Regions from separate parts of the Mus musculus genome. Here region 2 is linked to region 1. Evidence: chromatin loops called from intact Hi-C (ENCODE). Cell type or tissue: heart. All regions are shown on one strand. Links, peaks and the distances in the headings refer to the core of each region. The heading gives the core; the rest is flanking DNA.

Region 1 (5,478 bases), core at 955-4,954:
CACCTTAATGTTGCGGAGATGCTCTCTTCAGAGTCTATGGAGGGGCACTGCCCTCAACAGTGATGCCAGTGCTCTTTCTCCCCAACGCTAATCAGTATTTTACATTTTTATCCGCGTGGTGGGTAAGCATCGATAAATTGGTATGACTCCAAATTAATAATGAGAGTCATTTTGAGATATTTGTTGGCTGCTTCTGTTTGTGACCAGTTATCTATTTTGGGGGTGGGGGGCTCTGAAGACGTTGTTCCTTGGTCAGGAGCACTTATTCCTCTTGCAGAAGACCTGGGCTCGGTTCCCAGCACCCACATCAAAGCTTACAACTGTCTGTAACTCCAGGTCCAGGGGATCTAACAACATGGTCTCACTTCTGAGGGCACTGCACACACACTGCAGGCAAAAAAAAAAAAAAAAAAACATGCAGGCGAAACCACTCATACACATAAAAAAAAAAAAACAACATTGTTTTCACTATATAACAAAACTCAGTTATTCTGAAAATCAAATAATTATCAAGGTGAATATCTAGTTTTGTCCTGATAGTTCTCTTCTCGTTAGTGCTCAGTTATATACCAGACATAAACAATTGGTGAAAGTGCTTCTTTTCTGGTGCCTCTGCCCAGACCTGTGGCTACTCCACAGCTTAGAGAAACTAGTGCAGATTATCCACAAGGTAAGGATGGAAGTCTCTAGGTGACCAGGAAACACCCCCACCCCCCCAAACAGCCAAACTCCTAAAAACTCATGAATTCTTTTCTTGTTTTGCTCAGTCGACCAAGAAGCCTCTGGGAGCTGGAACTAGCAATGTGGGAGGGTTATGAACAGTTTTCATCCTGGATGGAAAAGTCCAGGGAGCTGTTACACAACAGTGCAAACACGGCTAACACTACTGTATAGTGAACTTAAAATGGTCAAGATAGTGTTACTTAAAAAAAAAAACAAAAACACGGCAAAAGAGCTAATTTTGTATTAATGTAATTTTAAAGAGCTTGTCTTTAATCAATCAACAAATATTTATGTTCAAATTAGGCACCAAATACCTTTTTTTTTTTTTTTTTTTTTTTTTTTTTGTCATGGAACATGCAGAGAGTTAGGTCTAATGGTTTTGGGTCTTAAGAAACTAGCAATCAAGTTAGGGAGATAGTTAAGGTTACATGACAATTAACTAGCAATCCAGGCAATGTAAAGACACCAGATGAGAAGAAGCAGAAAGTCTTATATGTTTAGAACAGTATTGACCTCTTTGGGCTACAATGATAGAAAAACTCGTTAGGTATCTAAATAGCTTTTAAAGCAATTAAATTTTTGCTCATTTATTTATTTTTATGTGTATGGGTGTTTTGTCTGCATGTATGTCTGTGTACCACGTGTGTGCCTAGTGCTCACAACGGCCGGAGGAAGGCATCAGATCCCCTGGGATTGGAGTTACAGACAGTTGTGAGCTGCCATGTGGCTGCTGGGAATCGAACCAGGATCCTCTAGAAGAGCAGCAGCCAGTGCTCTAACCACTGAGCCATGCCACTTTCTGAATTAGCTCTTCTAATAAATCCTGAGGCATCTCTGCTTAAGAGCGGAGGAAAACAGGCTCAGAAGTTATAATTCGCCCAGTTGACAAGGCAGGGCTGGGGCTAGACTTAATGTCTGCCACCACTTTCTCCTCAGGAGGGTTGTTTAAGTTTGCACTGAAGATTCGTTGCCAAAAAATCTTTCCAGGGTCAGGATAGAACTCAAATATACTAAGAACACTTCTGCTATATATTTTCTAAAATTAGGGTTATTCTCTCCTCCGTGTCCTCCTGACAAAGAGATTGAGCTACACTTAGCACAAAAGTCAGACCCCCCCCCTTTTATTGCTTAGAGAAATTCAAATCATAGTGTAATAGAATCGATCGAGCACACAAGCTGTTTACGCACAGCTGTCAGGCAACCGAAGCTTCAGCAAAGAAGTCCCTCCCCCACCCTGTGGAACATCGTTCCTTAAAGTCACAATACCTGGCCTACGTCTGCATTTGCCCTGATCCGCCCCAAACGCGCTAGAAATGAACACTGACACAGCGGAATGAAGTCAGTGAGTAAGAATTTAGAAGCCATCATCAGGGTTGTGAGCATATGATTTACACACATTAAAAAAACCCACATCCTGCTTCAGAAAGACGATCTAGAAAGTTCAGGAGCGTTTACTGTGTTCATAGAAGACTGCTATCTGGCTGCCTAAGGTTGAGCCACTTTTTACCTTTGCCAGACAGCACACCCAGCAGAACACCTGAAAACTCTGGTTTTCACTAAGTACTCGGTCTTCCATTATTAAGCAAATAGAAGATATGGGATTCCTTCTATAAGACCAATAAGCAATAAGAAAAATAAATTTTAAAAAGAACTTGTATGGATAAAGTAAAATTAAAACAACAACAACAAAACGGTTGGGAGCCTTTCCCCTTTTCCCTAGATGCTCAACATTTCTCAAAAAAAGGGTAGTGCTGCCCTCTACTGCCAGATGTTGAAATGTTAGAAGCTTGTCTCTTCTGGCTTTGAGCAAGAGTCAAGCCATCGGTTATAGTGTCTTAAGAAGTTAGGAGTTAAAACACTGTTTTCTGGCAAAGACATTGAGTGTGCCCTTTTCATTTGCGTCCACCTTGTACCAAAGCTTACAACTTGAGGTCATGTCTAACTAAACAGAGGGGAAAGGACACAACTCGGAGAGATACAATGGAAGTCACTGGGGCTGGAGAGGCGGCTCAGCTTCCAGAGACTCCTTTCCAGCCTGCCTGTACGCCCGACTCCAAGGCATTCGACGCCCTCTTGTGGCAACTTTGAGCACATGCTTGCAGGAGCATCTTCATGAAAAAACAAGAAATGAAATCTCAAAAGAGGAAGAGGAGGGAGGAGGAGAAGAAGGAGGAGGAGGAGGCGAGGAGGCATGACGTTAGCAGTAAGACACTGCATCTATAATGAGCAGATCTACGTAGACACGGGGCCCATTCTGAAATGTTTTTGTTTTGTTTTGTTTGTTTGTTTTTTGCTTAGTATTCTTTTTGTGATTTATGTATTTTTTAAAAATTTATTTATTCGCTCTCATTGGTCCCACTGGCTTCCTTGCTCGCTCTGGCCCAAAGGTTTATTTATTATTTTAAATAGGTACACTGTAGCTCATTTCGGGTGGTTGTGAGCCACCATGTGGTTGCTGGGATTTGAACTCAGTGCTCTTACCTGCTGAGCCATCTTGCCAGCCCCCGTGATTTATGTATTTTTAATATTTTTCTTTTCTTTTCTTTTCTTTCTTTCTTTCTTTCTTTCTTTCTTTTGTTGTTGTTGTTGTTGTTTGAGACAGTGTTTCTCTGTATAGCCTTGGCTGTCCTGAAACTCACTTTGCAGACCAGGCTGGCCTGGAACTCAGAAATCCACCTGCCTCTGCCTCCCGAGTGCTGGGATTAAAGGCGCGTGCCACCATGCCCGGCTCTTAATGTTTTTTTATTTGCTGTTTTAAGTCAGTGGTTTCTCAATCTGTAGGTGAAGACCCCTTAGTCCCTCAGGGTCTTTCTCCATATCAGACATTTACATTATAATTTATAACAGTAGCAAAATTACATTTATACATATAATAATAGAAATAATACAAAATAGTACAAAATAATCTCATGGTTGGGTGTCACCACAACATGAGGAACTGTATTAAAAAGTTGCAAGTGGAAATGAAGGTTCCCCCCAGATGTTAGGAGAATTATGGGATGGTTTCTAAGACATTTTTTTTTTCTCTTGGGGAGAAAGATATAAAAGGCTATTATTACCATGTTCATATTTTAGTTCATTTTTGAATATATTATCTTGTTTTCTTTAATTGTTTTCTAGCACTTACAGATCTTTACAAAAACTTCTTAGAATTATTAAGTAGCTAAGGCTGACCTCAAATTCTCCCTCCGCCTTCTAAGTGCTGGGATTACAGACATGTACCGCCACACCTGGCCCCTTCTCCGTCTAGAAAATATTTCAGAGTGCATACCCACTAAGAGGCCAGATCAAACAGACTTCAAAGAGAGCTCAACCATTACCTTCCAGCTGTCTAGGGACTAAAGTGTAACCTCTATGACAATAATAATAACTTCTACCCATGTGCTAACTGTGCACACGTCTATATGCTACAACTTAACGGATATGAACAGCAGAACTCAGACACATTAAGTAACTCAGTGTCTCAAAAACTAGTAAGAGGCAAAGCTGAATTTTGTTGTTGTTGTTGTTATTGTTGTTTTTCGAGACAAGGTTTCCAGTGTATGTCCTGGAATTGGCTCTGTAGACCAGGTTGGTTTTGAACTCAGAGCTTCACTTGCCTCTGCCTCCCGAGTGCTGGGGTTAGCCACCACTACCACCCAGAGCAAAGCTGGAATTTCATTCTGAATCCAAGCTTAGATATAATTCACCTGGGTTGCTCATCGTTCAATAAAAAGCCTAAAGGACTCTCAAAGCAGAGTTGGTGATATCAGAGGTGATGACGAATCTCATTAACACTTGATGGACACTGTTAGCATCTGCTGAGTTCTTATGAGATACAATTCAAAGGACTTTCACACGGAACCGCTCAACTGCATTAAACAAGTTAATCTTCTTGACAACCCCCTGGGGTAGAACTATTATTACCTTCATATTGCAGGTGAGGAAACGGAGACACGCAGAGGAAATCCACTTCCAGAGGTCAGGCTTTTAACTGTTGTACTTAAGATACTTCTTAAACACAAAAATTACATGGCACAACGATTTCTAAATGGTGCCGGGGAGTTAATTACAGTCAACAGTAGAGGGTAGCATTCACTGCACTTGGGCCTGTTGATATCTTTGGAACATAAAGGTCTTCTGAGCCTTAAATAAAACCTGCACATGTGAGTATCCAGTCCAGGACTAAGTTTAGAAACTGTCTGCTTCAGGCCTCGCTGGGCATGTCCTTTCATGAGATAGGACACAGCAAGGCGCATCCTGGTTTGGTACGAACCTTGAGGCGGTCAGGGTTTGGGGCTGGGGATATGCTGGTAGAGGGCTGAGGCTGAGGATATGCTGGTAGAGGGCTGGGGCTGGGGATATGCTGGTAGAGGGCTGGGGCTGGGGATATGCTGGTAGAGGGCTGTACATAGGAAAGATAAGCATAAAGCTTCCACCCAGGTTCACCCAGGACCCAGCTAGTTAACCTGAGGGAGAAGCTGAAAACTGGCTGCTTGCTTTAGCAAGAGAATTCAGTTACCATTCCATTATACAACTCTTTTAGTGGGGTTTGTGCTTGGCTAACCCACCATTTGGCTACATAGTGACCCTTGAACACACCTTCTCTTGCAGCTTAGGTTTCTAAAGAAATATTGGCTCAGCATAAAACAGTCTCTAAATGCCCTTAGCGACAGCACACATATAAGTAGCCTAGATATGAGGATCCCAAAGTGCTATAAACTCTTCCCTCCCCAACTTATTCTTAAGTTTAGACATTCTGGGCACTGAGGCGTA
Region 2 (5,478 bases), core at 701-4,700, 870 kb after region 1:
GAAATACTGATATATTTAATTCCATTATATGAGCCAGGAAGAATTTTACTAGCAAAAAATATGACTATGTTAATGCGTGCAATATAATATCACGACCACAAACACACATGTCGTAGGAAAGAGAAGCTGCCGGCAGAGCCTGGCTGCGAGTGAGCCTGCTTAGCACGCTTTTGCAGCTTGACGGTTTGGGCTGTTGCAGTCTAAGGCTGCCTGTGTGTACCAGCGCGTAGGGGAAAGCATGGATCAGGGGTGAGATGACTGAGAGGAGGAACCCAGACCTTGGCGATTCAGAAAGCCCTTCCAGCTTCAGGCACTGCTCTCTGTTTTCAGAGTGCCTCATGGTCTTGGGAAGTTCCTCCAGAGTCACCAAGGCAGCCCTAAAACTTGTATCTTCTGGGGACATAGATTAAAGTACCCAGCTCCAGTGTGAGCTGGCTGCTGACCCTCCGCTGTGTGTTCCCATCCATCCTTAAGTCACCTGTGAAAGTCTGTTCTCGAAATCATAACCGGAAGGATGAGGAAGGGCTGAAGGGAAGGGCTACCCACGCCCGGGCTTACCTAATCACTCAGGGGAGTCTCTTTGGCCTGTGCTCTGGCTGCACGAGGACAGAGATGAAACTCTCTGGACTCTTGTCCTTCTGTCTGTCCCACAGCAGCCCACTCTGGACCCACTGCCACCAGAGACCTCTCTACTCAGGAGCTATGCCATCTTCCTGGGATCAGCGCCTGGTCCCAGGTTTTCAGACTTGGGTCTGCATTTGATTTCTAGGGTTGCCATACTAAGCCACCCCCAAACTCAGGGATTCAAAACCACAGAAATGTATGCACGCATCATTCTGCTGGCCAGAGGTCCCAAACACCACAATCGTGCGTGTGAGCCTCCTCCACGGGAGACGAGCCTTCCTCCTCTTGGCTTCCTGCAGCTCTGTGCACTCCCTGGCTTCAAGAGCAAAAACCCACCAAGCTCCTCTTCCTCTTGTGGTCTTCTCTCCTCTCCACCGTAATGATTTGGAGCCCAATCACACCTTCGAGACCCCCTTTTCAAATAGGGCCACATTCATGGTTTCCTGGGGTTACAGTGTGGACAGAGCTTTTGGGATTCTACCATTCAATCTACTATCCCAGCAAGACAAGACCGCCCGAGTGATCTCAGCCTCCCTCTGCAGGGAACTAGCTCGGCTCTAGCCCTCCTCTTCCTCGCTCTGATTCCCCACCATTGTCTCAGCTCAGCATTGCTGCCGGGTCCAGATCCTGACTGGACTCTATAAGTAGTACCCCAAGAATATCCCCAACAGCCAACAGCCCTGAGTCACCTCCAGCTTTAGCCCCATCTCCCCCACGTCCAACACACTCTTCTTCCCAGAAGGGTGGTGGCTTTCTTGACACGCCATGATTTGCTCCAGGATGATATTTCAGTTATTAAAAATATCATGGAAACACAGCTCCCGGAGATGAACTTTGAGGTACGAAGTTGACAGTCTAGAGCTAAAAATCAAATCATTTGTTTTTCTATAACGAGAGTGAGGAGGTAAGAAAAGCACGGGTTTAACTGAGGTTGAGAGTGGCTGAAGCCACCGGAGCCTACGATAAAGTCGGAGATGCTTGAGAATTGGGGCCCGCCGCAGGGGAGTGACCCCCTCCCTATCTACACGGCTGGCTGAGAACTCCCTGGAGGAATTCTAGGCTGGGAGGGAGGATCCCCAGCATGCCCCAAGTAATCCTTTTCTGTCTCATTGCTTCTAAAATGCTTATCACCTGCCAGCGTGCAATCGCTTTACGGAGTGGCTTGTCACCACGCCATTAAACTTGCTCCTATATATTTCTTTGGCCATTTGGCTTTCCCATCTCACCGGTGGGCTTCTGTCTGTGCTGAGCTGTGAAGCTGTCTTGGCTGCTCCCTCCACCCCAGAAGCTTTGCCCCCAAACGTTTAGAAGACGAGAACAGGCAAAGTGACATAGACACCCAATCTGGGCACCAGCACCCCCCTGGGCCAGTGCAGAAGGAGCACTTGAAGCTGGCCTCAGCCTCAGGATGAAGTGCAGGACTGACCTCAAGACACTTCAGAGAGAGCAAGGAGGCAGGAATTCTAACCTCACTGCTCTGAGCAATGCCGCCTCACTTCCTGGCCCAAGTCATCAGGAAATTATCTACTTCCTTTTAATGTCTGGGCCCCACCAGACAGTGAGCTCCCAAGGACAGAGGTAATAATAGCACTGACAGCCACCACTTGTTCAGCTCTTACACAGGCGTGCACTATTCTAAGTCCCCAGTGTCTTTAACTTCACGGAGGCCTCCTTATAGCTCAGAAACTGTGCTGCCACCAGCTTCCCTGGGGAGGGAAGGACACTGACGCCCGGAAGTTTCGTAACTGGCTTCCGATGGAGATAAAAACTCAAGTTCAGTCCAATGAAAGCCAAATTCCTCTGTGCCAATCACAGTGTGAGACACACTGCAGGTGCAATGCGCCCAAGGAACCAGTAGATAAATGGGTGCCTTTTCCCTACCACCCATCAGCACACTCCCCCTTGTGGTTTGAATGTGGAATCTCCCCCACAGTCTCATGTGTTTGAACACCTGGTTTCCTGCAAGCTCTGCTGTTTTGGAAGATGGTGGAAACACTTCAGGTGGAGTCTTGATAGAGGAAGTATTAGGGGCTGCCGTGAGCCTTACATTTTTGATAGCCTTGCCCTCACTTCCTGTCAGCTGCTTCCTGGCGGGTGGTGTAATGGGACCAGCTGCCTTCCCCACCGCACTGGGTCTGTATCCTTACAACTGTGAGCCAAAGTAATTTCTTTCTCCCTTAGGTTGCCTCTTGACAGGTTTTTGGTCAGAGTAACACAAAAAGTTAAATATTTCCTCTTCTTACACCTTGCCCTTGGGCCTGGATGCAGAGGAAAAGGTAGATATAGAACTCGGCTTCCCATAGTATGAGTAGGGAGGGCTTATTGCTTCTTCTACAGCGGTGGTTCTCAACCTGTGGGTCTCAGTCCCCTCAGGATCAATGGACTGTTTCACGGGGGTCACCTAAGACCACCAGAAAACATAGATATTTACGTTGCAATTCGTCACGGTAGTAAAATTACAGTTATGAAGTAGCAACAGAAATAATTTTATGGTTGGGGGGGGTCACCACAACACGAGGAACCATATTAAAGGGCCACATCTTCCATCTTCAGCCCTCTGAGACCTAAAATACAGCATAATGTACATCAGGTATGTCCAGAGCCAGCCACTGTGAGTTTAGGCCTCACCTCTGATGCTTGTCAGTATATAACGTCATACATTCTTCTCTGTACCTCAGTTTCCTAACTATGAAATGAGATATTTGGTTGTTCCCCTCATAGCTTCTGGGAGGACAAAGTGAGTTCGATAATTGTCCTTTCCAAGCCTCTGTGCCCCTACTCTATGATACCCCAAGCGAGGGGACAGCGGCCTCCAAGCCAGAGAGAGAAGGCCACTTCTCCTCCCCACATCTTTCTCTGGAGCACCTGGCAGAAAAGATCCTAAGGAGAAACTGGGAGACCCTAGCGCGCCAACAGGCCCTCGGAGGGAGGCCATTTCTGAAGCAGAGATGAAGTGACTGGGGCCGGGCCTCTGTAGATCAGACCTAAGCAGAGATGCCAGCTCCACCCCAGAAATCCTGGAAGCCAGTTCCACCTCTCTGGGGCTCAGTTTCCCAACATAACATGAGGAGCACCCTTGGACTCCCCCCTCATGGCGTTACTGGGACATTTAAATGCATGTGACTCAGGACAGACTAGAAACAGTGACTACTTGGTAAGGTATGCAGAGATTCCCACAGATTCTTGATGACCCAATCTGAAGGCTAAGCTCAGGGGGGGGGGGGGCATGTCTCACAGAAGAGCTGGTGGCTCAGAAAGCCTGGTGACAGGCCTGAAGCCAGTCCAGGACCATGGGACATCAAAGAACACTGCCAGGCTATTTTCCAACCTAGAAACAAATGTCACCACGCCCATGTAGGCATTTCCGTCTTACCACAGCACTGGCAAGCTAAGTGGCCTCCAAGCACTGACTCTGCTGGGTAAACAGCCCTGGCTACGTGTCACTTTGGAGAAGAGCTATGGCCACGAGGTCCAGGCTTGGAAGCTGGGTCCTGTCAACAGATTCCCCTCTTCAGCCCGCACATGGATGTTCGGACAAAGTCTGGCTCTTGGCAGGGTGAGCTCAGCACAGAGGCAAGCAGAGTCCTGTGCACCACGCTGCCAAGCCGGCCCAGAGGCAAAGGGCCCGAATCTGTTGTTTTCCAGTGTGTTCCTCTGATTACAATTCAGGCTGCATCAGTCTCCTGCTGGAACCCGCTCCTGCATGTGTTCCGAAAGCCACGCGGCACTCACGTGCCTGAACACTTGTTTGCTGACCCGAGGGATCCCTCTAGCTCAAAGGCTGAGAGGTTTGAGTAATCCCCCAATTTGGAAGGACACCCGTTTTAAGCTAGATCCTAGCTGGAGCTAACATCTTTTCTGACCAAGAGAGCAAAGAGAAGCTTCTGTAGTCCTCGCAGCAGAGCCCCATGGTCTGTTGAACAAAGAAAGGGGCGTGTCCTTCGGCTTTGACAGCCCAGGCCCCCACCGTGGAGCTGCCTGCAGGCCGATGGGGCTCCCCTAGACTATTCCAAAGATGTTTGCAAACATTCCCCAGGGGCAAGAGGGCAGTAGAGGAGGGACCATTGCAAAATTCAGAAAAGTCTGGACTGAAAAAAGTTGAGCCAGTATTCTTCTTAGAACCTTTAAAAATAATGTCAGTGAGCTCTAAGAGAAGTTTCTGGAAGCCCTGCCTCTCAGTTATGCTTGACAACTTCTACCTCAGTAGTGTGAGGTTGCCAGGACTACCTACTGGCCTTCCCCACCCCACACATACATGGCTCTAAGAAGGTATCGATAAAAACTCGTCGAACTTTATTTAATGCTAAAATTCCTTTCATGGATATTTGTCGGCAGCTTAGAAGAACTTTATCCTTGACATTCAAGAAGCACATTTTAATGTCCCCAAGGGTCCCTCATGTCTAGGGACAGTTTCTACCTTTGGCTCAATTAATTGTGGCTTAAATTCCAGCCCAAGCTGTCACTGGCTTCATTTTTGTTTTGCTTTGTTTCATTTATTATTGACGTGGGCACAGGGATGCACTCCCATAGCACACATGTGGAGGCCTCGGGGCAGCTGGGAGAGTCTGCCTTTTCTCCTATTACCTTTATCTGGGTTGCAGGGATCCAAGGTAGCCAGCCAGCCTTGCACAGAAAGCACCCATGCTGAGCCGTGTTGCTGGCTCCTGAGAAATGTTCCCTGTGATCTTCATACTAACAGGTCAGAGAAAAGCCACCAGTCACACTCAGCCCAAGACCTTGGTTCTCCTTCCTGGATGTGTGGCCCTGGACACATCCCAGACTCTGTGCCTCCTCTGGATCCTGGATTCTGTTATCTGCTAGGCTCACATGGAGGATTTAAGGAGGGAGCGTGTT

The links. Peaks named below come from ENCODE experiments on the same cell type or tissue, not always from the same donor. Only the 100,000 strongest peaks of a DNase experiment are listed, where the experiment ranks them.
Region 2: it touches region 1 in a loop (3-fold over the local background); 1 of 42 quality-filtered maps calls a loop at or near these places.

The regions. Positions count from the first base shown.
Region 1 is chr19:43,527,694-43,533,171 of GRCm38, reverse strand. No RefSeq gene overlaps it. Among named protein-coding and RNA genes, the nearest start is that of Got1, 5.8 kb to the right of the region's middle. In heart, for the core only: CTCF peaks have their summits at 2,503 (motif pointing left), 2,787 (motif pointing left) and 4,783 (motif pointing right); DNase peaks (open chromatin) are centred at 2,781 and 4,931; H3K4me3 peaks cover 442 bases; H3K27me3 peaks cover 384 bases.
Region 2 is chr19:42,658,650-42,664,127 of GRCm38, reverse strand. No RefSeq gene overlaps it. Among named protein-coding and RNA genes, the nearest start is that of Gm25216, 39 kb to the left of the region's middle. In heart, for the core only: a CTCF peak has its summit at 2,536; DNase peaks (open chromatin) are centred at 2,337 and 4,247; H3K27ac peaks cover 1,736 bases.